7 separate regions of the Mus musculus genome follow, and all the other regions are linked to region 4. A link is a contact called in ENCODE Hi-C data. All regions are on one chromosome and are shown on one strand. The core of a region is the stretch at or near the end of the contact, and the rest is flanking DNA. Distances in the headings are between cores, read along the strand shown. Region 1 has its middle 36 kb from the start of Kcnf1. Region 2 overlaps Mboat2 (membrane bound O-acyltransferase domain containing 2). Region 3 holds the start of Greb1 (gene regulated by estrogen in breast cancer protein). Region 4 overlaps Spata7 (spermatogenesis associated 7). Region 5 has its middle 54 kb from the start of Gm4419. Region 6 has its middle 78 kb from the start of 2410004P03Rik. Region 7 holds the start of Pdia6 (protein disulfide isomerase associated 6).

Region 1 (3,756 bases), core at 419-2,918, about 82 Mb before region 4:
AAATCCGCCTGCCTCTGCCTCCCAAGTGTTGGGACTAAAAGCGTGCACCACCACGCCCAGCTTGTCTATATTTTTCTAAATGCAGAAAAGAAGTCTTATTCATGCTGCCCAAGGTCATGAAATAAAGGAGGTGGAACCTTGTGGAAACCTGAGACAACCCAATTTTTGAAAATGAACAAAAGGGTTGGAGGATGGCTTAGAAGTTAAGAGCATATATTGCTGTTGTAGAGGACCCAGGTTCAGCTTCCAGCACCCATGGCACACAGCTCACAACCACCTATATCTCTAGCTCCAGGAGATCCAACACTTTCTTCTGGACTCAGAGGGTACCTGCACATACATATACACACACATACATACACATATGTGTGTGTACAGACATATACACACATGTATACACATACACACACAATTTAAAAAATAAGTATTTTTAAAATGGAAGAAAGTTTTAAATAGATGGTCTCCCAAAGAGGGTATGCAAATGCCCAACCAACAAGCTCAAGAAAAGATAACAACATTAGCCTTTAGAGAATTGCAAAGCCAAACCACAGTGAGCAGCCACTTCACACCCATGAGGTCTGAGGATGACTTCTGTCAAAACAAAACAACACAGGCACTGGCAACAACGTGGAAAAACTGGGCCCTTCACACACTGCTGGTGGGCATGGACCATGATTCAGTCACTGTGGAGAAATGGTTTGGCAAGTCCTACAAGATATAAACATAGACTCACTAGCTGACCGGGCAATTCCAGTCCTAGAAGAGATGGGAGCATCTCCACATAGTTTTCATATATGTGTGTGTGTGTGTGTGTGTGTGTGTGTGTGTGTGTGTGTGTGTGTGTGTAATTGGTTCACAGCAGTATTACTCACAATAGCAAAAAACAAAATAAAACAAAGACCACAAAACGCGCACGTGAGTGCACGCACACACACACCAAAGCCAGGAGCAATCCACATGTCCATAAACTGCTGCGGGGCTTAACATCATGAGGCTTAGTCACCGATGGGATGTTTATTAGTCATAAAAAATGGATGAATATTAATATATGCTACAGCCTGAATGAACGTCAAAAGCATTATGCTAAAAATAAACCAAGCACAAAAGGTCCCATATTGTCTGTTTCTATTTATATGAAATGTCTAGACTAGACGAATCCCTAGACTAGGTGAAGCCCTAAAGACAGTGAACAGAGCAGGCTTTCAGGGGCCATGGGGGAATGACTTGATAATGGAAGATTCTTGTGGGTGATAAAAAATGTCTTGGAATTAGATAGTGATCACAACTGTACAGTATGCCTGTACCAAAAGCTCTTGTGTTGTAAACTTCCAAGTGGTGAATTTTGCTGTAATAATAAAAGTATTCAAATAGAAGCTGTAGTCAGCTATAACCTGTGGGGCTTCCTATTCAAAAGCCCTGATCAGAAGTTCTCATGAATTTCAGAATGGTGGCTACAGAGCATCCATGCAAGGGATGGCACAAAGCAGGAGCAATGAAGACACCGGGGTCTCCTTCCAGGGCCTCCACAGCAAGAGCAGGGACCTCAGCTCCCCATGACGAGCCTGCCACTCTCAGGGGTTCAGCATAGCTCTGCCTTGGCTTGAGCTGTCTCCTCAGATCCTTGTAACATCATTTCCAACTGGCGCTCAGAGCCCTGATGGTTCTACACCCACACTCCTGGCAGAGGACCTGAGGTAGCTGGCTTCAGGCTCTGGAGATGTTTCCCATCCTCTGAAAAAAGCTGGTGGATACCTACACATGCCTTCCATGGATGGGGTAAGGACACTGAGGACCACAGCCTGGGAATCCTTCAGTGGATAGGGAGATGGGGTCACTCCTAGTGAATCTCCACCAATGCTTTATAATGCTTCATAGGAGAACAAAGGGGACAGGGCAGGATAGCCCTGAGGTCTCTTCCTTAGTTCCCATCCTCCCTCATCGTGTTCTCTGAAAGCAGACTGTATTGCTGACCCTAGTGACTCGGGGAAACAGGAATGGCATGTTCCCATCTCCTATCATGAGTGCTGAGCCCACTGACCAAGTAGCCTGGGACAGACTCCTGAAAGTGCTCACAGAGGACTAGTGCTAGGCACTGGGAATTAGGAGCTGGGTGTTGGGGAGGAGGAGGGGAAGGGGAGGTGTGGCTGTCTGTCACACTAAGAGGTGTGATAAGCTGATTAACATGGAAACCTGAGACAGGAAAGCAGATCCGACCTCTGGGATCAGAAATTTCATGTCTGTGGTAGTGTAAGATATAAAATCTGCAAATTTTTATATAAAAATGAACTACCTCGTAGTTGGCTCAACTACAAATGTAGCAGGAAGCAGTGTCTCCCTAAGGGATGGCAGTCTGCTGAGTTAGCCATCTCCACTCAACTGCCAACTGGTTTAGCTACAGCTGCCCCACACCTGTGAAAGTTTAGAGTAGAAAATCAGGGACAACGGAACTTGTTGAACAACCTGCAGATGTGGCAAAGTCATGTGTCTGATCAGCTTTAAAATAAACAGGATGTAAAGGGCAGAAATGCACTCTTGTGTGGCAAAGGGAACAAGCAAACCAAGATGGTGTGTGTAGGATTGCCTTCTCTTCATTGGCCAAAAAGAGAGGAGACTCAGGGAGGGGCTTGTTGAGTTAGACCAACCTTCCGACTGCTGCTACCCTTTAATACAGTTCCTCATGTTGTGGGACCCCCAACCATAACACTATTTCACTGCTACTTTATAGCTGTAATTTTGCTACTGTTATGAATGTGTAATGTAAATGTCTGATATGCAGGATAATTGATATGGATCCTTGATGGGATCTGGACCCACAGGTTGAGAACCATTGGGTTCAGGATTTTTTTTTTTTTAAACTCTGTGCTCAAATCAACATACCTGCAGCTTCAGGCCGGCATTCTGCTTTTCAGGGTTGTAAAATAAACTGCCTCCCTTTCACTACCAAGTCCCTGGTGCTCTTGTTAAGAAGCTGTTTCTTGAAGCAGTGCCAAGGACCAGCCTCAGCTTGGAGAAGTGTTTGAGAGCAGCAATAGAATCGACTCAAAGTCAAATTGTGGGGTACAAGCTGATAGCCTATGTTCTGCTTAAGACAGCTTTCTCTTGCAAAAAAAAAAAATCTAAAAACTCTCTGGATAGCTTATCTCTTGCAGACTAAAAGCTCAGTCTCTTATTTACATATCAATTCAGTCATTTACTCCAGGTTCCCTTTTGGTTACCCCACAAATCAGCATTCCATGACCCCAGCACCTCAATTCTTAGAAAGAGACAGCAGGCACATTTTTGTAAAGATTGCAAATGAATTCAGAAATCTGCCTGCCTTTGTAAGCACAGATAATAGGCTAGCTGGATCCCATCCTGAGATTATCATTCCCAAACTAGCTTTGTCCCAGGCTGACCTTAAACTCAGGAATCTGTCTGTCTTTGTGAGTACAAACAATAAATTTAGCTGAGTGGGATCTTGCCCTGTGATCACCACTCCCTAAATCTCTATCTCCTTCCTTAATATCTTTCTGACAAGCTGGCTCACAGTGCAGCTGCCTCTGCTCTTTCAGGTCTGTGAAGCATCTCATACAATTCATATTGCATCCTTATATTTTGCATAGTTGAGAAATTATATATACATATATGTATATATATATGTATATACATAGATACACACACACACACACACACACACACACACATATATATATATATATATATATATATATATATATATATATATATATATATTTTTTTTTTTTTTTCCCCAAGACA
Region 2 (4,135 bases), core at 1,517-4,016, about 74 Mb before region 4:
ACTTTTTATGTCTATTTACTATATCACCTAGTATAACCATTACTAATACATAAATTAAAAAATATGACCAGTATCTAATGTCTCCTGTTTGTAACCTGTTCCCTCCTATCATAGATAAGCACTTAGGTAACCTCAGTGACAGTCACTTTCATATTTGCTACACTGGTATCACTTACATGGATGTCCTCAGCCAATGTGGATTATTGCTTGCATTTTGGAATCTTTAGTGAGCTATGGTTATATGTTTATATATGTATGTGTTCTGAGTGGGCTCAAGAGCTGTGTGGCTGCTCTCGCCCAGCAGAATATGTTGATTTCAGTGCATGGTCCTGTCCCTGCCTCTTTAAGGGACTATTCTGTTACTTCCATTGTTCTGTCAAGTGTTTCATTGGATGAATATATCACAGTATGCTTGTTCATTTTGCCATAGAAGGTTTTCTTGTTTATTTATTTATTTTTAATTCTTTTTGGATGTGGCCATTATGAACAATATCGTGTTTGAACATGTTGTCTATATTTCAATCAGTGCTCATGTTCTCCTTATAAGTAGTGGAGTGGTTGGCTGCATGTGGACTGTCTTCAAGTCTATAAGAAAATGCCAAATAGTTTTCTTAAGTTGATGTTGGCCTTGTGTAAGAAATCCCATTACTCAGACACTGAAGTCTATACTTAATACTACCAGCATTAAGGACTGGCTTATACAATGGGTGTGTAATAAGGTCTTATTTAGGGCTTAGCTAGTATCCACTCATAAAGATTTAAAACATGATTCTTTATATCTGGGCCCCGTCATTTCTGTTTGTATTTGAGGTTGATCTGCAGCAGGTTGTGTTGGCTAGAAAGGACATTTGTTTTATAGTTAGCTGCCTGTGAGTTTTACCCAGAGAAGCCATAAAAAAAAAATTCAGTCTCATTTCTAGCACAGTGGTAGCCAAGAGTTTCTTTAACTTTCCAGTGGGTGGTTGTGCACTGTCTACCAGATGGAGCTGAGCACAGCATCCCTGAAGCTGAAGACGCTCTGTCATTGGAGCCTGCGGAGCACCCTTAACCTTTGACCCTTAGCTGTCTGCCTCACTCCTTTCATTCTCCTCCTCAGCTCAGAGACTCACAAATACTGTTCATGTGGAGGGACCGAGAACGTGTATTATACAACACCTACTATTGCAGAGTAGCATTAGAACAGGGCAGCCTATTGAAGTCAGTTGGCATTAGTGATCTCCTTTGTAACAAGCATGTTCCAAGCATTATTTCAGTGTGTTCTGTATACAGTTATTAGTGTTCTGTTGGAACAGGATCTCATCACGTTACCCAAGCTACCGTTGAACTCCCTGGATTCAAGAAATCTTTCTGCCCCAGTCTCCTAAGTGCTGGAACTGCAGGCATACGGCACTTTTCCTGGTTATAAAACTAACTAGATACTTGCATTAGAGAAATTGCTCACACTAAACCTTTGAAGTTGGTGCATATTTGCACTTAAGGCCCATCTCAATTCAAAGAGTGGCCACAGACAAGCACTTGTGGCCACACGTGGCTCTTGGCTATGAAAGTGTAGGCAGGTTAGAAACCGCTGTGCTGAGTGCCTTGTTTGTTATCCATCGGGAACACCTGGGGACCCCTCCACCTGACCTAGTAAAATAAAGTTTAAAGCTCGGAAAGAGCAAATGCAGTCTGTTGTCCAAACAGGATGTGACGACAGCCTATGAGGAAATGAGGAAGGTTATGAATCTGTCATGTTTGCTGGCATTTTAGAGTGGGCATGTCACTCAGGAAAACTCAGATGTGAATGCAGTAAGATATTCTCCTTAGAATCGGCCTGCTGGCTCTGGGAGGTCAAGGCGGTTAACGTAGGAAACAACATATTAATGCCCAGTGGTTTCTCTCATTCTGCAACTTATTTTTTGATTCATCAGCTATTTTCTGGTTTTTCTCTTAAAAAAGAAACCAACGCATGCACAGGTACACATCACATATTCAGGCAGTGCAGCTACTGCCCAAAGCCAAGGTGCACAAATGCCGTGGAGGAAACCACTATTATAGAAGAACCAGAGATACAGATAAAAGGCCAGCCACAGACTGACAGATGCTGTCTGTAAAACAGTGGATTCAAATAAAGACTTCTTAGTCACAAGGAAAATTAAACCTACTAGAAAAATATGAAAAGGATATCAAGTATAAGTTTAATGCCCAACAGATCTATTAAAAATATGGCATTTAAAAAAAAAGTAGTGAGATAAAAATCTCCTGTTCTCTAACTCGGCAAAAATGTGAAGTCTGGCAGTACCAGATGTTGCCAGGCATGTGGAACGGTGGCACTCGCTGCTGAGTGGGCGCCTGAGCAGGCCCAAGCTGCTTAGGAGAGCAATTTAGTGTCTGCAGTTCAGTGGAACATGTTTACCTGCGAGTCTACACCCACATAGTCACGCAACACAACAGTGTGCAACAGGCCAGTAAGCAAGGTGAAGTGTGTGTCTCACCAGAAACGAAGTGTTAGGAGTAGCTAACGGCAGGAGCTTAGGCATTTTTACCATTTAGAAAGTCAGACATTCCCAGTGGTACAGTATAGAAAATGCATAAAGGTGTGAAAACCCAGGGGAGTACTACAGACATTTTTAGACTGGTTGGATGTCTTGTGACGAACGGAGGAGACAGGGTTGGGAAGGAGTAGTTTGCCCAGGAGACTCCATTCCGGGCATAAGCTTGCACACACAGGGGCGTTTCAAGTCTTTCTTTGTTCCTTCTTTCATCTAATGCCTTGCTGTCTAGTTTTTCTAGGCTGCAGCATATGGAGTCAGAGGAGCCTATGGTTGGTACCACAGGCTCTGGCGTAGGAGCGCCTGGTGCTCACCCTGCTGGTGGCTGAGCTACCGCCACTAAGCCCAGTCAGATAGATATACAGAGACTCTATGGGGATGACAGTAACGTTAGCCTGTGCTACACAGCGGGCTTGTGTCAGTAGAGGCATGTGTTTAGTGAATGCGTGCGTATGCAAGACTGCTTGGCTCTTACTCTCTAACTTGTATTTCTTACTTATAATGCAGCTTGCTGATCATCTCCCATGTCAAAAAAAAAAAAAAAGGCAAATGACGTATGTCTTTTTAACCACATTAAAAACATTTAATTATATCCAATTTGTGCTTTATTTTTGTGACTTGTATGCTACATTCTTCTTTTGTGTGACTTTTTCTTTCTATTATCCTGTAAGAGTTTTTGGTATACATTTTTTTTTTTTTTTGAGACAGTCTCACTATGAAGCCCGGTCTACCCCGATCTTGACTCTCCTCCTGTCTCACTGCCTGGGTGGCTGGTAGGAGTGTATTTTAATATAGACTGACCCTTTGTCATGTGCCTTATAGAGATGCATACTTTTTTCCATTGTTACTTAGTGTGTTGTTTTTGTTGCATAGGAGCTTCAAGTTTTTATATAGGAAATAAATATTAAAATAAATTAAAATGAAATCCATTTTATTTATAAATTAGCATTGCTAAATTATTATTTGGATTAGATAAGGTATATTTGTTTACATTGTAGGTGCTAATTTTTACATCTAGTCAGGATAAGCTAGGGTTTGCGCAGTAACAAGCCATTCCTAAGAGGTGCAAAGAGCATCGTTTCTTCCATCCCTAAGACCAGTATCAAACATCATTTCCTTATCCCTCCATGGCTGGACATGGGTTGGCACAGAAACCTTTGCTCCTCATCATTTCTGGGACATGGCAGATAAAAAGGCAGCTCTGACCATGGTTGTTCTGGCCCTGAAGTAGTACTACCACTCCTGCTTCCAACCTCCCTCCATAAGAGTTGGGAGACAGTGTCTCACTGATGGAGAGACGTTTTCAGTTCCATTGGACATTGACATTTATAAAATGTCTTTGCTGTGCCGTCCAGTGTTCTTGTGTAGAGACTTTCTTTTCTGTGGTGTTGCAGTATTTTCCCACACTTATTCTTCGCCTCCTTTCCCCTGTTAAATAGTCTTAAGACCTTATATAATTTAAAAAAAAAGGCAATCTTTTCTTTTATAACGTCTGCGGTTTCTCTTTGGAAAAACTTATAAAATTCCTAATCACTTTTTATTTTGGGACATTAATACTTTCTTTGAATGTCCTTTAGTCAGTGTTGTCACTAGTACTTGGAAGT
Region 3 (3,962 bases), core at 81-2,580, about 82 Mb before region 4:
CAAAATGACTTCTAACTCCGTGAAGAATACTCTTATCAGAATGAGGAAGAACGGATATCCCGAAGCAAATGTTGCGGGATAACCAAAAGTCACAGATCCTACTGTAAACTTTAAATGAGCCAAAGTTCAGCGTGGGAGGTTGGGGGGGGGCGTAAAGAAACTAAGAAAACCGAGATGGACTCTAAATTAAAACTCCCAGCAACATCAGCCCACCAAGCAATGCAAACTCAGACCTGCACACGTCTTTTTGAGACTAAGTTCAGAATCATCTTGTGTGACGCCCATTGTTAAAGGCAAAAGATTGTCCTTGATGGGACTAAATGGGTGTTTATTTGGTTAAATTTACACATTCATGGTTTTAAAGGGCTAATAAAACAGCATTTCAAGCCCTGGGGCAACACTTGACTCTATAATAAAAGTTGATTCAAGAAAAACTTCAGTCTATAAAATAGGTAATTTCTTTTGGTTGCTCCTCAGGACCAAGGATTAAATGAGGTTTGACAGCAAATGGCCCAGTGTCTCTCTGCATGGAGTGTCTCCTGGCCTTCCTCCACAACCCTAACCCTGATCACTGGTGGGCTGGCGGACGCGTGTGTGTGTGTGTGTGTGTGTGTGTGTGTGTGTGTGCGCGCGCACACACACACACACACACACACACACACACACTTTCTTGGACTTCAGCCAGTAGCCTTTGTTTGTGGCTCCCAACGGAGATCCAATAACCAAACTCAACCAATGATCACCACAGCCACCAGCCTTTCACAGGCTGGCCACTCTGGGAAGAAGTCCCATTTCTCCCTTGTCCCACGTGCTGCAGAAGACGCGGCTGCCACCACCCCCGGGGGGCAGCGGGCGGCAAACAGCCTCCCCAAAACGGAGCCGCGGTGTACACAACCTGGAGCAGTGCTGTCTTTTTCCTAAAGTTCTTACCTACGCAGCCGAAGCCTTCACCATGTGCCAGGAGCGCTCTGGCTCGTTCTGGCTGTGGCTCTAGATGGCTCTCTCACTCACTCACACACACGCGCACACACTGACATGGACACCTCCCACACCCCTTGGCGCAAGACCCCCAGCCCTGCGGCCACCCTCACCTCGCGCCCTTTGTCCTCATCCGGCGTCCTCGGAGCCCGCGCTACCGGAGCCGGCGCTGCGCAAAGCCCGGAGCCGCGGAGCCTGAGAGTCCGCCCGTCCGGGTCTTGCGGGCCACCGTGATTGGGGGGCGGGGGGGGGGGGCGGCAAGGGGAGACCTGAGCTGGGACTGCTGCTCCGGCTCCGGCTCCGTCCAGGTGTAGGCACAGGAGATTGGCTTGCCCCGTCCCGTCCCCGCTGCAGGCACCCACCGCCTCGCTGGGTTCTCACGGGGTTCCCGGTTTGGGAGGGGTCCGCGCGGAAGTCGGAAGCCTCCGGGGACAGAGGTCATTTGTTGCTTGGCCACAAATGCCCGAAGAGGAGGTGGGGTTGGGAGGACGAACCAGTGAGCAAGACCCCCCCCCCCTCCCAGATGTCTCCACCCGGCGCAGGGCGTGTCTGTGGACCGCAGGACAATACCCCTGCAGTTCAAGCCGACAGAGGTAGGGGACTTAGGCCCCCAACAGTGGAGATTGATGAACGCCCTACAATAAGGAAGTTGCCTAACATCAGCAGAGGAAGAGCCTGGAACCCCTAATACTAGCGGGTGGAGCCAGAACTTTCCCTGATGCGAGAGTGGGTCAGAAGGATGAGCACTGGAGGGAAGGAGCAAACCTGCACTTGCCGGTGCAAACCTTTCTGGCCCCTGTAACACAGAGGTGGCTGCGAGCAGCCAGCAGAGAAAGTGGGGGAAATTGAGGGAGCCAGACCACAGAAGGAACCCATGGTCATCAAAGCTTCCTCCTCCTCCTCCTCCTCCTCCTCCTCCTTCTTCCTCCTCCTCCTCCTCCTCCTCCTCCTCCTGCTCCTCCCTCTTCTGGAAATCCCTGTGTGTTTAGAACTTGCCAGAGACATCCCGAGCACCTTGTACCCTCCTGCCATTCAAGAACCCCAGCCATGCTAGCGAGATGCTAAGTGGGTACAGGAGCTTGCAGCCAAAAACTGAACCCCTGTGTTGGATCCTAGTTACTCACTTGAGGAAAGGTAAGAAGCAACTGCTGCAAGCTGTCCTCTGTTCCCCAAACTGCAACACACATCGAATAATAATAACAACAACAACAACAGCAGAGCGCTTGAGCCAGCCTCACAGCCAAAGGTCCTAGAAAAACAGGGAGCCTGTCTGACTAGGAGCAGGAGACAATAGGAGAATAAGCATCAATCTCCCACAAAATGGGCAGGTTGAGGAATGCTCTCCTATCCCCACTTTCCTAATGGCAGGGGCATCAACTTCCTATTCTAATTAGGAACTATTCCAAGCACAGTCGAGACTAGGAACAGTTAACATGATGAGCCCCGTGCCTAAGACCTAGCCAAGCCTAACTGACTGCAGATGTTTGTGTAATGAAATTATTCAAGAAGTAGTCCTGTCGATAGACTGATTGCCTAGGATGGGGTGAGTTCCCCAGCCATACATAAATATAAGTCAAGCTTGGTGGCCCATGCCTGTAAAGTCAGCTCTCCAGGAAATGAGACCTGGAGGATCAGAAGTCACTGTTGGCTACATCAAATTTGAGGCTAGCCTGTGCTAAGTAAAACAACAGCTCAAGAAAACAAAACAAACAACAAAAACCCCATACAGTTGGAGTCCTCAGCCAGCCATGTAGGCTGCAGCTCTTTCCTCTCAATCTATACTGTACCAGAAGGTAGGTATGTATGTACTTACTGCTGGAAGGTAGACGGTGCTTATCAGCATTGCAGCTCTCCCTGTGGGATCACACTGTTCTATTTTGTAACCTGGACCCTGTGTTCTGTTTTGCTCATGAAAATGTTTGCAAGATTCCCTTGATCTTACAGGCAGAGCCAGTTCCTTCATGAGAACTGCTGACTAATATTCCTTGTCAGTTTCTGTTCTGTTGATAGAAGAGTATGAACTAGTCTGAAGTCAACATTCTCCAGTTACAGAGTAACTGTTGCATGGATAGTTACCAACATATTTACTTCATGGTTTGTGTTAGAAACCTCTGTTGTTTTTAATTTTTCATATATATACATATATAATACTTTGGTCATAGTCCCCCACCCCAATATTGTGTTATCTTTCTCCTCCTATTGAAACCCTTCTTCCTAAGTTCCCCTACTGTTTTCATGTCTCTGTGTGTGTCTGTGTGTATGTCTGTCTGTGTGTGTGTCTGTGTATCTGCCTGTCTCTGCATGTGTATGTATCTCTATGTATATCTGTAGGTGTGAATGTCTGTGGGTATGAGTGTCTGTGGGTGTGTCTGTGTTTGTGTGTGTGTATGTCTGTCTGTCTATGTATGTGTATGTATGTATCTGTGTGTCTGTCTGTCTGTAGGTGTGTGTTCCTGCATTTAAGTAGCATTGCCTGCATGGTCCGTGAGTGGGAGAGTTATTTGCTTGAAGGCACCTTTACATTTTGACAGCTTATCTGGCAAACAAAATAAAATACAGAACAAAAGTCAGCAAACTTTATAAAGGCAGGGAGCAGTTTAAGTTTTCCCCTGGCATGATTGAGGCAAAGTCCTTTTATAGGTATTTTAAAATGTAACCTTTTAAACTTGAAAAGAGGCTGGGGTGCAGCTCAGCTCAGAATGCTTGCCTGACAAATGCATGGCCCCAGAGCCTATCCCCAGTGCATGCTAAATAAACCTACGAATAAATAAATAGCACCATGAGCCCATGGCTGCAAAGCCTAACAAAGCTGATCAGGCCCACCCACAGCAGTCAGCTTGCAGCAGGAGAAAGAGACTTCAAATGGCTTCCTCTCATTTGCAAGGCCATCCGCAACACAAAGGGCAACCACTTGCAACCAACATTAAACTTAATATGACCACAGTGTTGCACTTGAGAAAAAAAGCCATTCCCTCACACATACA
Region 4 (3,626 bases), core at 1,043-3,542:
AGCTTCTGGCTATTATAAATAAGGCTGTTATGAACATAGTGGAGCATGTGTCCTTATTACCAGTTGGAACATCTTCTGGGTATATGCCCAGGAGAGGTATTGCTGGATCTTCCGGTAGTACTATATGTCCAATTTTCTGAGGAACCGCCAGACTGATTTCCAGAGTGGTTGTACCAGCTATCAATCCCACCAGCAACGGAGGAGTGTTCCTCTTTCTCCACATCCTCGCCAGCATCTGCTGTCACCTGAATTTTTTATCTTAGCCATTCTGACTGGTGTGAGGTGGAATCTCAAGGTTGCTTTGATTTGCATTTCCCTGATGATTAAGGATGCTGAACATTTTTTCAGGTGTTTCTCAGCCATTTGGTATTCCTCAGGAGAGAATTCTTTGTTTAACTCTGAACCCCATTTTTAATGGGGCTATTTGAATTTCTGGAGTCCACCTTCTTGAGTTCTTTGTGTATATTGGATATTAGTCTCCTATCAGATTTAGGATTGTTATAAATCCTTTCCCAATCTGTTGGTGGCCTTTTTGTCTTCTTGACAGTGTCTTTTGCCTTACAGAAACTTTGCAATTTCATAAGGTCCCATTTGTCAATTCTTGATCTTACAATACAAGCCATTGCTGTTCTGTTCAGGAATTTTTCCCCAGTGCCCATATCTTCGAGGCTTTTCCTCACTTTCTCCTCTATAAATTTTGGTGTCTCTGGTTTTATGTGGAGGTCTTTGATCCACTTAGACTTGAGCTTTGTACAAGGATATAAGAATGGATCAATTCACATTCTTCTACATAATAACTGCCAGTTGTGCCAGCACCATTTATTGAAAATGCTGTCTTTTTCCACTGGATGGTTTTAGCTCCCTTGTCAAAGATCAAGTGACCACAGGTGTGTGGATTCATTTCTGGGTCTTCAGTTCTATTCCATTGATCTACCTGTCTGTCGCTGTACCAGTACCATGCAGTTTTTAATCACAGTTGCTCTATAGCACAGCTTGAGGTCAGGCATGGTGATTCCACCAGAGGTTCTTTTATTGTTGAGACAAAACTAGTAACTTTTAAGAACTGCATAAGGAGTTTTTAAGTTTCAAGGTGAAACAGTTTAGAGAGCCACTTCCCAGCAGCACCAATAGGTGGAACCCTACTGGACTACACATTTTACAGGGTTAAAATGGTAACTTTTATGTTTTTTAATACAACCCCAAAATTTGCATATCATTTACATGTTTCCTTAAATGTTTATATTTCCTCTTTAAGATTTAGCACTGGTTCATAAGACCAAACATAAAACCAGACTGAGAAAGAAACTAAATGGTGCAAGATGGAGTTCTTCACACTGAAAGGTGTTCAACCTTTCAGTTGATCTCATCTAGTTGATGAGAAAATGCGTGTGTTTGTGTGTTTGTGTGTGTGTGTGTGTGTGTGTGTGTGTATTTATACCAAAATAATGTGTGTATGTGTGTGTGTATTTATACCAAAATAATATGTATTATTTAATCCCAGCTTGAGGAAATATATAAGCATATAACAATGTCCGGGTGTGCAATTCCAGAATGTTAGCAGTAGCTGTAGAGTAGGATACAAGTTTCTGGATCTCTAAACATGATAGGACAACCCAGGCCTCCTGGGTTACTGCATGTGTTAACGAGTATGAATGATGGTGGCCAAGGAAATTAGTTGTTTCCAGGAGACTTGTGAATAGTAAGAGTGGTACTGGGCCTGCTGTAGAAAGAATGTATTCCCTGAAGCTGGTCACTTCTCTGAAGGGATCGTGACCTTTGCTTCTCAGGTAAATTTTCTGAAGGGGCTGTAACCTCAGGGGAGAGGAAACTCATCCTAGAGATGTAATCTCTCACCTTTACCATGGCTCTCACTGGTCTTCATACCCTGGCTTTAGCAGGAAGAGAGGGCCAGGCATGGTAGCACACGCCTTTAATCCCAGCAAGGAGGCAGATCTCTGAATGCCAGGGCTGCATAAGAGACCGTGGCTGGGGTGAGTGGAGGCAGACTATTGTATATGTTTAGCATAAAGCCCTGGCATCCACTTGGAGGCTGTTTTGTAGGCTTGGCGTCCATGGAGAGTATTCTTTAGGAGCAAGGTTAACAGCTCTGTGAGAGCATTTTCTGTAGGGTTGGTGAAGGGCGCAGGGAGCTTTTAGTGTCTGTGTGTCTAATGGGGAGAGAGATTTGCAGGCAGTTCTATCCTTCACCTAAAACAGTCACAGAAACATAAGTAGTACGTAATCCTTCTGATAGACTGGCGTCTGTTATCTAACGTAAAAACAAATGCGTAACAGAAGCCAGGCTGCCTGCCAGGTTAGAGCACGTGACAGAGCAGGAAGGATTTGTTTCTAGCTTCACAGGGAAAACCATTCATCTGAAAACTACTTTGCAGCCTTTGTCGGTTTTTATGTTATGTAACTATTTTACATTTAGTAGGTTATCTGAGTTTAAGATACTAATATTTTTCTTTATCATTTGTAGGTTTCTAGAGCGACTGTTTGAGCGACATATAAAGAAAAATAAACATCATTTGGAGGAGGTTGGTCTTTCTTTGGAATTTAATGTTTTTCTATTCTCTAAAAGAATATGTTTTATTTAAAATAGGCACTTTCTGCCTTGTGCTTTTTATGAGGGGAAAGGGGCAGGACTGGGAGAGTGTGATCATGAGACTAGCAGCGCTGCAGATAGAGTTCAGTTTTAATAGTGTAGCGAATGTAACGACCCTCAGAATTGCTTTCCCCCCAATTCTAGGGAAAGATGCGCTACCTGCTGCATGGGCTGAAGGTTGACTTAGGCTGCATATCTGAGGAAGACCCAGCAAAGCAAAAACATTTCAGAATGTTGAATCAACTTCATTTTCAAAAGGCTCTGATTTCAAGAGAAAATGAGTTTGTAAGTGATGAAGAAACAGTGAGTCACCACGAGCGCCAGCAGTACCAGGAGGCCCTGGACATGCTGTCGGCTGTGCCGAAGGACGAAAACAAGATGTTCTCTTTACCGGGCGAATTTTTAATACCCGCCCATAAAGTCAAGCATTCAGAGGGTGTTATAATTCAACAGGTCAATGACGAAACAGATAATGAAGCCTCACCCTGGAATGAAAACAATCCAAGTGTTTCTGATAGTGTAATAGACCAGGAAACCTCTGTGGATGTCATTGAAGGTGACAGTGACTTTGAAAGGGCTGAGACTTCCAGGGAACTCTGTTGTCTGAGCACATCACTGTCCCCATCTGGTCCATTCCCCAGCATCAATGGTGGCAGTAATCATGGTAAGGAATTATCGACTCTACGAATCATGGGAATGAGCATTGAAGACTGACCTCTGGATCTACATTAATAAACACTCCATGTGGCCAGTAACTCAATATTACTTTTCTTCTTTTTTTTTGTCCCCTTTTACATATTAAGATTTCTGTAATTTCAATGCTATGTAATAAATTACCACAATTTTAGTGTCTTGAAACACCACATATTTATTATTGCTCTCATATTGCTATGGTTCAAGAATTGAAACACAGAGTGATGGGGTCAAAAGCTACAGTCCAGGTGGTATTCAGGGCTGTGATGGCATCAGGAGGCTCGACTGGGGGAGAAACTGCTTCCATGCTACAGTTGCCAGCAGA
Region 5 (3,687 bases), core at 618-3,117, about 77 Mb before region 4:
CTGGTTTACAGTTTAGAGGTTTAATCCATTATGCCATGGTTGGAAGCACGGCAGGTTGCAGGCAGAGAAGAAGCTGAGAGTTCTACATCTGGATCTGCAGGCAGCAAGAAGAGAACTGAGACACACTTCCTCCAACAAAGCCACACCTACTCCAGCAAGGCCACGCCTTCTAATTGTGCTACTTCCTGTGAGTCTATGGGGCCATTTTCTTTCAAGCCAGCATAATTGCTGAGCTGGGATGTCCCTCAGTTGATAAAATGTTTGCCTAGTGTGTTCAATCCTTTTTTTTTTTTTTGGTTTTCTTGAGACAGGGTTTCTCTGTATAGCCCTGGCTGTCCTGGAGCTCACTTTGTACACCAGGCTGGCCTCGAACTCAGAAATCGGCCTGCCTCTGCCTCCCAAGTGCTGGGATTAAAGGCGTGTGCTACCACGCCCGGCTTAAAAAACATTTTAATCTTTCATTGAATATACTATAAGAGAGCAGCAGCTGGCCAGTAGCTAATGGGCCACACCCGTAGCTTTCTTTACACTAACCTTTCAACTGACTTATAGTAGTTATATTTTCTTGTGGTCATGGCATTACAAGTCCATTTGTGCATATACAATGATCCAATCAGGGTGTGTCTTAGGGTATTACTGTTGTGGAGAGACTCCATGATCAAAGCAACTCTTTTTTTTTTTTTTTTTTTTTTGGTTTTTCGAGACAGGGTTTCTCTGTGTAGCTCTGACTGTCCTGGAACTCTGGAACTCACTTTGTAGACCAGGCTGGCCTCGAACTCAGAAATCCGCCTGCCTCTGCCTCCCGAGTGCTGGGATTAAAGGCGTGCACCACCACGCCCGGCCCAAAGCAACTCTTGTAAGGACAACATTTAATTAGGGCTGGTTTACAGGTTCTGAGGTTCAGTCCATTATCATCAAGGTGGGAGCATGGCAGCATCCAGGCAGGTATGGTGCAGGAGGAGCTGAGAGTTCTACATCTTCATCTGAAGGCTGCTAGCAGAATACTCACTTCCAGGCAGGTAGGACTAGGGTATTAAACCCAAGCTCACAGTGACACACCTACTCCAACAATGTCACACCTACTCTAACAGGGCCACACCTTCTAATTGTGCCACTCCCTGAGCCGAACATATACAAACCATCACAGGGTATCTTAGGGTTTCATTGTTGTGAACGGACACCATAACCAAGGCAACCCTTATAAAGGCAAATATTTAATTGGGGCTGGCTTATATATTCAGAGGTTCAATCAATCCATTATCACGGCAGGAAGCATGGCAGTGTGCAGGCAGATATGGTGCTGGAGGAGCTGAGAGTTCTACTTCTTCATCCACAGGTAGCTGAAGGGGACTATCTTTTGCAGGCAGCTAGGAGGAGACTCACCATACTGGGCAGAGCCTGAGCATAGGAGGAGACCTCAAAGTCCACTTTTATAATGATAGACTTCCTCCAACAAGGCCACATCTCCTAATAGTGCCACTCCCCATGGCACAAGCATGACCACAAGCATTCAAGCACATGAGTCTATGGGGGCCAAACCTATTCAAACCACCACACAGGGTAATCAGCATTTCATCTCATGAATGTTGCTGCTGGATTGGAGCCTTCTTACCCCCCCCCCCCCACTCACACTCACACAGTGATTTTTCAGATGTGTAATTAAATTAAATTAAATTAGCGAGCCCAGAGCTTCCTAAGGCCTGTAGCTATGTCTTTCATGTTTCCCTGGCTTCTGTGGGGAAAGATGTGATCAGCGCCCCAGGGACTTGTAGGAATTTCATCTCTATCTCTAATTTACAGGAAATAAGCCTTCTCTTAGCTTCAGCTTCCCCGTTTGTATAATGCAGGGATTAGGTACGAAATGGCCAAGGTTGCGTCGAACGCTAACATTTGTTGATTTGGTGTATCCAAAGGAGACCTGATCCCCAGAAAAAAAGTGAGAGATGGGCAGGGAGAGGAAAGAAGGGAGTGAGGAAATGAGGGAAGGGGAAAGAAAGGAGGGGGAGGGAGGAAGGGAAGGGGAGAAAATGGAAAGGGAAGGGGAGGGAGGGGATGGGAGAAAGGAAGGGAGAGGGAGGGGAGAGAGGAAGGGAAGGGAAGAAAAGGGAATGGGGGAGGGAGGGGAGAGAGGGGAAGGAGGAGGGGAGGGAAGAAAAGGGGAGGGGAGAGGAGGGAAGAGAGGGGAGCAGCCCTTGTGTTTGCCCAGAACAGAAGCCAGGAGGCATGAAGGCTTTGGTTCCACCTATTTCTGGCTCATGAGTTCATCCTGAGGTCTATGCCAGCCCCCTGTGGTTTTTCATCTTTCCACTCCAGTCAACATGACAAAATGACTAAAAATACAGCACACCCCACAGTCTGGCCACCCGGCCAACACCCTCCCTTAAATCGACTCATTTTCTTAGGTGTGAGGTGGAAGAGAGCCAGGGGCAGGCTGTATTTGGAAGTTTTGACTCTCTGGCACTCCTCGAGGCTGAAGTCTGAACTCCAGTCTCCTCATATTGTGAGGATTATATGAAATAAGTGTAGATGAGAAACTGACCACAGACTGAGGGCTGGGTCCGTATCAGTTTCTACTTCCCTGGCCCTTTCCTTCACTTGTGCCCTTCTGGGAGTTTCTGTCACTAAGAAAGCTTATCCCTAGGTTGTGTGCTAAGTGAGGGATGAAGGCTACCCTCATCAGTTTTAATTGTCAGCCTGGCACTGACTAGAGTCATCCTCCACTGAGGAATCAATTGACTTGATCAGATTATCCAGGGGTCATGTCTATGGGAGACTCTCTTGATTGTTAATTGATGAATAAGGCTGGGCCCACTGTGGGCAGCACTACCCTCTTCCCCGGGTGGTCCTGGGCTGTGAAAGAAGGCTAGCTAAGCCTGAGCCAGCGAGTGGGCCAGCACACATTGCATATACATGGCTTACCCTTCAAGTTCTACTTCAAGTTTCTGCTCTGACTTCCTTCAATGCTGAACAGTGACTTGGAAGATGAAATCTTCCCTAAGTTGCTTTTGGTCAGTGAGCCTGGCCTTTAGCAATAGCTCGGGAAGATTTATCCCCAAAGTCCCATCATGCCCTCAGCATCTTAATTTTGAGCGTTGTCGCTAGTGCAGCTTCAGAGATTTCTTCAGATGTCCCAAGGTCCTCCCAAGAGGAGTCAGACTCCATCAGGCATCCTTCTGGAAGCAGTATGACTCTGCAGGTGTTTTCTGAGCCATGATTCCTGGGCAGGAGTCCAGTCCTCTTTCCCATGCCTCCTCTTGCTTCATTTATGGCCTAAACGAAGGGCTACTTCCAGGTGGGGTCCCCTATTTTCTGCATCACCTGACTCCATGAAGTGGGGTGATCCTCTTTATTTTATTTTATTTTTTTAAATCAAAAATCAAACACCTTTTCTTGGGGTTTCCCCAAAGGCAGTGTTGCTGTGAGTTTCTGGGGTCTTTATAGGTCTGGACGTATCCTTGCTTTAACCTCACCCTGAACAGGAGAGAGGTTTGGACAGAGCTCACCACCCCTCCCATTTAGAAGCTCTGGTTCTCCTATACCCCAGCTCTGACGAGCTTCCATTGAAGATGCTCCTCACAGTAGCCCTAGTAGCTTTAGAAGCGTCTATGTCTGGAAACTTGGAGAATGTTTGTCAGATGTTCTGAGATGGCCCAGAGTCCTGAGTCCTGATGTGGGTCTGAGCGGTCT
Region 6 (3,950 bases), core at 569-3,068, about 82 Mb before region 4:
GCCAGATCAGTAACTCTGCACCCCAAGAATGGGCCTGGCCTCCTTTCCAAAGTGGGAGGCAGAAGGCGGGGGTGTTAGGTTGTCTGAGGTTTCTGCATTACCAGTGACCTGGCCATCTGTGGGACAAAAATGGGGTCCCGTGTCCATCTGGGCCTAGGGCCTAGGGCGAGGCAGAGGCAGGGAGCTTGGATCCCAGGCTCCCGCCCCGTGGGCATTGGACTGTGAGAAGTTGCGGGATCCCGCTCCTGGGGGATCCCGCTCCTGGGGTGATGAAAGTGCAGTCTGGGGTACTCTCAGAATTGCAGGAGTCTGACTCTGACTCTCCACAGAGTAACGGATCAGGAGGCAATTGTGAGATGAACAGAGTAAGCCTTGCTGAGTGATAGAAGCAAGCAATATAAGGGACATTTAAGGGTGGCCCTCCCGCCAAGCCAGCCAACCTGAGGTGAAGGGAGTGAGGTGACATGATGGCCCCTCGGTGACACTACGCAGCTATTCTTAGCAGGTCTGCTATTGACTTCGCTGGTCCCAGCCTAATTCTCTGAGGTTGTTTCCCATAGGTGGGAGCAGAAGAGCTGACTGGGCTGAGGCTAGCACTGTCCTCGGGTAGCCTGTATAGCTGTCACAAGTCTGGAGTGCGGAGAAAGCGTGGGTCCATAGATGAGGCTTAGGCCCTGCAGGGCTGGCCAGCAAGCTGCTTTTCGTGCAGTGTCCTCCTGACTCCCAGTGTGATAATGAGCTTGGGCAGTGTTATTAGTAGAAGAAACAGTAAATGGGGCACAGTGACACACACTTGTAATCCCTGAGAGGTTGAGGCAGGAGGATCACTTCAGCATAAAAAGCTTTGAAGCTAGCCTGGAGTTACATAGCAAGACTCTGCCTAAGAAAGGAAGACAGGGAGGTGGCAACATGGCTCAGTGGGTAGAGGTACTTGCCACCAAACCCAATGACCTGAGTCTGCTCTCTGGAACTCATTTAGTAGAAGAAGAGAACCGATTCTTGAAGTTTTTCCTCTGACCTGTGCATACGTGTGTGCCATCGCTCGCCACACCCCAATTGAAGATAAATAAACAAGCAAACATGTTAAAAAGAGGGCTCGAGGAGAGAAAAGAAACAAAATAGTTCTTGGACGTATCGTTTATAATTTTTATTTATCACTATTGTGTGTGACATGATGCATGTGTGTACAGGGGGGCTATCTCCTTCCTCTTCACCAGTAAGCTCTGGGATTTGGACCCAGGTCATATAGTCCTTGGAGCCACACGAGTCTTGCTGGTTGCGCTCTCCTACTGGCCCCTGGGAACAGCATTTTTTAAGTCCTCTAAAAATAAATGTGAAGCTCCTGTCTGTGACAGGCCCTCACTGGGATCTTGGCTCCGCTGGGGAGACAGGGCGCACGGCTGCCTGGGGAGGGGATGGGAACAGGGCGAGCAGTGGGGTAAATGCGGTCCCTAGACAGCCGGACCACAGTCACGAAGTTCACTGCTTCAAGCTTTAATTACAACTCTTAAGGCAGAAAGTCGGCTTTTAAAAATAGTATGCATGGCAGCCAGTAGATGATATTTGCTTTGAAGTACCTATTTCCCAGTATTCCGTTCTGTGTGCTGTCTACTGTGGATGCAGGGTAATTTTCAGAATCCCTGTTGGCCCCTCTCTTCTAAGTCACAGCTTTTTAATTCATGACGCACCTCTTGGTTTTAATTTTGAACAGGGTGGCACTGAAAGGGAACCAGCCTAAATCTCGCCCAATTCCCCTGTCCATGATGTGACCATGTGCCAGCAGGTCTGGCAGCCCTTCAGACACTTGCTGTCTCCCTCGGTAAAGAGCACAGGCAGCTGTTTGTGCAGAGGCTGAGAGGCTCAGGGGGCGCTGAAGCATCTGAAAGCAGCGAACAGATTCATTCACAAGAACAGATTCCTGGTCTGTTGTCAGATCACCACAAAGTAGAATCACCAGGAAGAATCTCAACTAGATAATTGTCCTTAGCAGATTGGTCTAGTCATGTCCATGGGAGATTGGCTCACTCAATATTTATATATGAAGACCCCGCCCACTCTGGGTGGTGTCATTCCTAGGGAGGGGTTCCAGACAGGAGAAGCAAGCCTGTGAGAGCAAGCAGGCAGCAGGGCTGCGTTCCTCTCTCCATGCTGTGGACTGTGGATGTGATTGTCTAGTTTCTTGCTCTTATTTCCCACCAGTGATGCACTGTAACATGGAACTGAGCCAAATAAATCCTTTCTTCCCCTAAGTTGCTTCTGGTCAGGGTGTTTCATCGTAGCAACGGAAACGAAGCTGGGACGGGCCTTAACGCCCTCTTGAATCCCATCTTCCTTGTTCTGGACCGAGGCTGTGTTGTCTGGGGTTTACATGTGCATCTTCTCCCTCTCTCAAAAACAAAAACAAAAACAAACAAACAAAACCCTTGACTGTCCTAATGCCCTTTCTGTCTGCAAGTTTCCCTTTCATCTCTTATTTGATGCTCAGCTTATTTGACCCCTGCCCCAAGCCATCATTATTCCTCTTTAACAACCCTGTATCCCAAGCTGCTGCCTCCCAGACATATCTGAAGTAGTTCCTCATTTGAGGTCAATCTTGTTTTGCTTCCTCCTACTTCCCATCATCCAGAATATATTGAGACGTTTCAAAGAACAGACAGGAATGGACTCTTTGGGGGAAGGGCAGGCTGCAGAGCACAGCAGAGTGCCTTCTTCTCAAAGGGTTTACAATGTTGTTTTCCATCTCGACATTTGGCTTAGTGTGGGCGGTGGTGAGGTGGGACATGGGTGAAAGGCAGAGAATGTTTTAACTTCCTGAAAAGTAGGAGCCGGAGGGAAAACTACTCACAGTAGCAGGAGGCACAGGTTCATGTTGAAGCTCTCGTGTGTGTGTGTGTGTGTGTGTGTGTGTGTGTGTGTGTGTGTGTGTGTTTAAAGATCACTAGATTTCCTTTGGGATCTAGAGGCATATGTTTAGACATAGGATGCATCCAGAATCCATGTTGTGAGAACCATCTTAATTTTCTTCTAAATGATAGCGCGTCTTAACAATGCCATGTGTTGGCTCATCTGTCTTCTCCTCGTCGATCTGAAACATCGGCTCTGTGAGTTGCCAAGTCCATTGTCGATAGATCTGTTCCTGGGTCCTCTTTCCTGCCTCATTTCATTTCCTGTCTCCGTGCCAACACCACATGTTTTCTTGACTGGTGAAGAGCTGGTGTTTCTGAGCTAGGATGCTCACAGACCCAAGTAATCAGCTTTTTCTTTTTACAAGGGTAAAGGACGCTTGCAGAATCTGCTGTTCCTGAAAGCCATCTGGCAACCTTCGATGCTTGGAAAAATAACGGAAAACAATCACTTAGATTCTACTTAATTGTTTTTAAAGATTAAATTTGAGTACCCTTCTAATAAGACAGCCTCAAGCTTTTGAAGCAAGGGAAAGAGTTCCAGGCTTTAATTGATGGGATGTTTGCTACAGAGAGATTTGTTTTCCAGTTTATTAACAGTTTATTCTCAAGTCTTGGGAAAACAAATCAGATTTGGGCATTTTTTTCTGTTCTTGTTCCAGCATTGGTGAGTAGTTCACTCGTGTGCCATGATATTTAGCTCTGAATTTGTGTATGAGTGTGTGTCTATATTTTGAGTGTGTGTTTGAGTGTATTATGAGTGTGTGTGTTTGAGTATGTATATACACCTGTGTTTGAGTGTGTGAGTATTTGAGTATGTGTGTGTGAGTGTTTGAGTATGTGTGTGTTTGAGTATATATGTATGTGTATTGTGTTTGAGTGTATTATGAGTGTGTGTGTTTGGGTGTGTGTGTATATACCTGTGTTTGAGTATGTATGAGTGTTTGAGTATGTGTGTATATACGTCTGTGTTTGAATGTGTGAATGTTTGAGTGTGTGTGTGTACACATGTGTGCACACACATGCACATACACACATGCACATGTA
Region 7 (4,125 bases), core at 150-2,649, about 81 Mb before region 4:
CGTTGTTTTGTCATTCAGTAAAAAGAAGCTATTATTGTTGTTAAAATTTTTATTAGCATTTAAAAAATTTAGACAGGATCTCATGTAGTCCAGGCTGGCCACAAACTGACTGTGTCGCCAAAGCTGGCCTTGAACCCCTAATTCTCTTGCTTCCTTTTCTTTAGCGCTGGCACTACAGGTGTGTTACTGTCTTAGTTGGGGTTACTGTAGCTGTGATGAAACACCATGACCAAAGCAACTTGGGGAGGAAAGGGTTTGGTTTATCCTTCCATGTTGATTATTCAAGAAAGTCAGGGCAGGAAGGCAAACAGGATGGGAACCCGGAGGCAGGAGCTGAAGTAGAGGCCACGGAGAGATGTGGCTTACTGACGCGCTGCTCAGGACTTACCCTCAACCTGCTTTCTTATAGAACCTAGGACCGCAAGTCCGGGGACCGCACCACTCACAATGGGCTGGGCCCTTTCAATCACTAATTGAGAAAATGTCCTACTGTTGGATCTTATAGAAGCTTTTTTTTTTGTTGTTTTTGAGGTTTCCTCTAGCTTGAGTCAAGTTGCCATAAAACTAGCCACCATAGTCACCATGCTGTGTTTCTGTGGTGCTAGGGATCCTAGCCAGGGCTTCACGCATGTTACTCAAGCACACCAACAGAAAGGCATCCCCTGCCATTATTTTTCTATTGTGTCTCACTCTGTTAGCCTTAAACACCTTTGTAAATATTGCAAAGCAATACATTTTAGCCCTCACCCCCAGAGCCAAGAACGATAAACCCCGCAGTTTATACTCTGAGGGTCTAGGGGCACATGAGTGAACAAGGCTTTGCAATCAATTTAACAAAATAAAGTTTGGAATGATACTATATACAGAATAAGTTTGGCAAATGGTTTTCACTGAATGCTGAGTCCGCGAACAAAAGAATAAATAAGGTCCCAAACACACTGAAGTCTTAGGACTATTCTCCCGACATAAAGGGACAGTTCAAGGAATGAGAGCTGGAAGGGGCCACGAGAGAGGCAAAGAGGAAAAAGAATGAAAGCCAGGAAGAAATGAGGACCCCTTAGTCCTGGGTTTTTTGTTTTGTTTCAGTTAACTCAGAAAAAAATTAGGGGAACAAGGGGTACCCCGCAGGAACAGGGCCGGAGGTCCCCTGACCCCGCCCCTTCATTCCCCGCCCATCCTCGCCCTGCCCCGCCCCGCTCCGCTACTCCGCTCGCCCCCACCCCCGAGGAAAAAAAAACAAACCGGTAACCTCTACCCGGCCGCTTTCAATTGGCCACGCACATGAGCGAAGTCCACAGAGACCAATGAAAGGCGGCCACGGCGTGGCGAGCCCTTCCGGCCCGCCTCCGCGCGCCGGCGCACCGCCCGCTAGAAGCCGAGGGCGGGACGTGGGCGCGGCAGAGCCGAGGCAGCGGCGGCACGGACAGAATGCGGGTGATCGGCATGGCTCGCCTGGTGCTCGGTAAGCGCGGGCCTGTGGTGGGAAGCCGGTCGGAGGCAGCCTGAAGGGCCGGGGCCGCGAAGCAGGGCCGAGTGGAGGGACGAGTTGCCGGGCCTGCCTGGGGACTTCGCGGCGAGCTGGGTGGGAGAGGCCAGGTCGGGCCCACTACGGGAGGCCCCGGGGAGTCGGAGACTTGCAGCCTCTGCTCCCCACGAGTGCGGTCCGCCTCCGGTCCAGCTCAGCCTTCACTTTTATAGGCAGATAGCAGAGGCCTGTCCCGAAGGTGTCTTAGAAGTGGGCAGTGCCCACTGACCAAGGCCTCACAACTCCTGAGCACTTAAAATGCCTTTGGTCGTCCACCCAGGTGTCCGGGAATGATGTTTAGCGACTCGTGGGCGAATCTGAGGGGCCCTCATCTCCCGGCTGTCCTTGTAAATGGGCCTATAGTTTTTGACATTAGTTAACTCAGCTGATCCTGGCTAGAAAGTAGGAGAGGGAGGTGGATCCCTACACCACTTCTCCCTCCATTTACTAGTTGAGACCCGGAGCATATTTTCTCACTGCTCTGCCAGCTTTTTTCAACCGTGTTCGCCCCATGAGCTATAGTACATATTTAAAGAGAGTAAGCAAGAAAAATACTACTTTCTGGGTTACTGTAGAGAGCAGATGAGAGGGAAAGATTTAATCTTTGGTTTTCCAGTGAGTGCCTGTGAAAAAGTGATTCTATCAATTAACTCATTATTTTAATAAGGTAGTCAGCCTTTTTTTTGGCTACCCTGCTGCCAGCGGCTGCCAGGCAGAAATGTTACTGGTGTGAATTTATAACACCCTTAACTGCTACAGAGATTGAATGGGAAGCCACAGATGGCAAAACCATCTGCACGCATAGATTGTGGACCCTGGGAGTTCTTTTTTTCCCGGTGGTGCTCATTATCACTGTGTAGAGTGGCCATGTGAATTTTAGAAGCAGGATTTGATGGGTCAGCATTGACCTATTCAGCCATAGTAAACCACCACCACCACCCCGGGTGGGGGTGGGGCTGTTGCTTGGAGAGCAAGTGCAAGGAACAGTGTATTTGATTCTTCCTAACCCTGTTAGATCATCTTAGAGCCATCAGTTGGTAGGCTGAGGCAGAACTGGGTGGTTCCACTTCTCTTGGCCATTAGGGCATCAGGGGAGCAACATGTTCTCTGCAGGCTCCCACAGGGATGGAGGCTCCATGCCTCAGGAAGGCATTCCTCTTCCATGGCTGATATAGTAAGACTTCTGTCTTTACACTTTGCCTAGTTCCTTGAGAGCTTCTCTTAACAGATGGCTACCCTATCAAAGGTCTAAGACCTAAGCACCTTAAAAGTTAGGGTGGCCATCAGTCAGAAGTCGATTATAACAAGGTTACATGGGAGATGATTGGTAGTCCGTAATGACTTTACCTTCCAAGTGTCTATAACTAGACTTTTTTTTCTACCTTTCAATTTTCACAAGACTCAGTGTATCAAACAAATATGAATTCATGACAATTTCTTTTTTTTTTCTTTTTTTTTCGAGACAGGGTTTCTCTGTGTAGCCCTGGCTGTCCTGGAACTCACTCTGTAGACCAGGCTGGCCTCGAACTCAGACATCCTCCTGCCTCTGCCTCCCAAGGGCTGGGATTAAAGGCGTGCGCCACCACTGCCCAACTTCATGACAGTTTCATAAACAAGATAAACTTACTAGGCATAGTAGCATGTGTCTTTAATCCCAACACTCTGGAGGCAAGCACTACTATTCCTTTCAGCGAGCATTACCATCCAATAGAAATACAATGCAAACTGTGTGTAATATCCTAAGTTTTCTAGGAGCCACAAATAAAAAGGCATAGCAGAACAGCTAACAGTGTTTTGAACTAAGTTTACATAACAACTGCATTTACGGTGGCAAGCCCACTGGATTATATCCCCCTAATGATGAGCTAGCTGTCCCTGTTTGTAGCTTTGACCTGGTGGTGAGATAGTCTCCGTGTGTGCTTCTTAGTGCACATCCTATCTTTAAGCCACACTCATGGGTTAACATCATGATTCCAGCATATAACCAGTGAGAGAATATTAATAGAAATTTGTTTCTGTTTTTCTTCAAGTCTTTGGAACCAATATGTTTCCTTACCATTGGAGAAGCTTTCAGTTTGCGGTAGCCACATGTGGCTGGTGGCTTTCAGAGGGGATAATAGTTTGAGGGAACAGCCCCACTGGCTGAGCCAGCATCGAAACATACTCATCCTGCCCCACTTAGTGAAAATAGTGGAAGCCTTGCAGAGCTCCTGATTCAGGGCATCTTGTTCAGACCCTCAGTGTCCTCGGCCTCTCCCACTATGCACACATATCCACGCAGACCACTTGCATCTCTAGGGAGATGCGTCCCTCCACCCCACATGGCTCTTGCTCTTCCCAGGTCTTCACAATGAAACTCATGTAAACAGTTGTCTGTGTTCTCTGGACTTCTTCCCTCCGCTTGTCCAGTCCTCTGTCCTCTGCTGCTGGTTCTTTTCACTATCACAGTAGCCCAGGTGCTCACAGACAACAGTGTCATTAAACATAGCAGCTTCAGCCCTCCCTGCTCTGCCTTCTGGTTGTATGTTAGCTGTTAAATTCAAATGTAGTGTACTTCTTAGACATTTAGATTAGCATATACTCACAGTACAGAGAGTAGC

The links. A loop is a pair of places that touch in the nucleus more often than their neighbours do.
Region 1: a loop to region 4 is called in a map of T-helper 17 cell, with 8 times the contacts of the local background. The contact joins two enhancer-like sites. A Hi-C loop is called at or near these places in 2 of 37 maps with a recorded cell type or tissue (T-helper 1 cell and T-helper 17 cell).
Region 2: a loop to region 4 is called in a map of T-helper 17 cell, with 8 times the contacts of the local background. The contact joins two enhancer-like sites. A Hi-C loop is called at or near these places in 2 of 37 maps with a recorded cell type or tissue (T-helper 17 cell and T-helper 2 cell).
Region 3: a map of T-helper 1 cell shows a loop between it and region 4 (11-fold over the local background). The contact joins the promoter of Greb1 here to the enhancer-like site in region 4. A Hi-C loop is called at or near these places in 2 of 37 maps with a recorded cell type or tissue (T-helper 1 cell and T-helper 17 cell).
Region 5: a map of T-helper 2 cell shows a loop between it and region 4 (12-fold over the local background). The contact joins two enhancer-like sites. A Hi-C loop is called at or near these places in 2 of 37 maps with a recorded cell type or tissue (T-helper 17 cell and T-helper 2 cell).
Region 6: a loop to region 4 is called in a map of T-helper 1 cell, with 10 times the contacts of the local background. The contact joins two enhancer-like sites. A Hi-C loop is called at or near these places in 1 of 37 maps with a recorded cell type or tissue (T-helper 1 cell).
Region 7: a map of T-helper 17 cell shows a loop between it and region 4 (5-fold over the local background). The contact joins the promoter of Pdia6 here to the enhancer-like site in region 4. A Hi-C loop is called at or near these places in 2 of 37 maps with a recorded cell type or tissue (T-helper 17 cell and regulatory T cell).

What each region holds. Positions count from the first base shown.
Region 1 is chr12:17,139,008-17,142,763 of GRCm38, forward strand. No RefSeq gene overlaps it. Among named protein-coding and RNA genes, the nearest start is that of Kcnf1, 36 kb to the right of the region's middle. Within about 2 kb of position 1,669, at least 1 of the 3 ENCODE cell types and tissues checked has a DNase peak (open chromatin) inside an H3K27ac peak, as active enhancers do.
Region 2 is chr12:24,870,111-24,874,245 of GRCm38, forward strand. All of the region lies in intron 1 of Mboat2 (membrane bound O-acyltransferase domain containing 2), which reads left to right. Among named protein-coding and RNA genes, the nearest start is that of Mboat2, 41 kb to the left of the region's middle. Within about 2 kb of position 2,767, at least 1 of the 3 ENCODE cell types and tissues checked has a DNase peak (open chromatin) inside an H3K27ac peak, as active enhancers do.
Region 3 is chr12:16,799,556-16,803,517 of GRCm38, forward strand. It overlaps Greb1 (gene regulated by estrogen in breast cancer protein), which reads right to left and starts at 1,331. Exons shown (of 35, transcript NM_015764.4): 1 at 1,092-1,331.
Region 4 is chr12:98,666,350-98,669,975 of GRCm38, forward strand. Spata7 (spermatogenesis associated 7) reads left to right here. Exons shown (of 11, transcript NM_001289572.1): 10 at 2,483-2,540; 11 at 2,753-3,470. The coding sequence ends at 3,322. Among named protein-coding and RNA genes, the nearest start is that of Spata7, 40 kb to the left of the region's middle. Within about 2 kb of position 2,293, at least 1 of the 3 ENCODE cell types and tissues checked has a DNase peak (open chromatin) inside an H3K27ac peak, as active enhancers do.
Region 5 is chr12:21,470,316-21,474,002 of GRCm38, forward strand. No RefSeq gene overlaps it. Among named protein-coding and RNA genes, the nearest start is that of Gm4419, 54 kb to the left of the region's middle. Within about 2 kb of position 1,868, at least 1 of the 3 ENCODE cell types and tissues checked has a DNase peak (open chromatin) inside an H3K27ac peak, as active enhancers do.
Region 6 is chr12:17,088,102-17,092,051 of GRCm38, forward strand. No RefSeq gene overlaps it. Among named protein-coding and RNA genes, the nearest start is that of 2410004P03Rik, 78 kb to the left of the region's middle. Within about 2 kb of position 1,819, at least 1 of the 3 ENCODE cell types and tissues checked has a DNase peak (open chromatin) inside an H3K27ac peak, as active enhancers do.
Region 7 is chr12:17,265,190-17,269,314 of GRCm38, forward strand. It overlaps Pdia6 (protein disulfide isomerase associated 6), which reads left to right and starts at 1,400. Exons shown (of 13, transcript NM_027959.4): 1 at 1,400-1,462. The coding sequence starts at 1,444.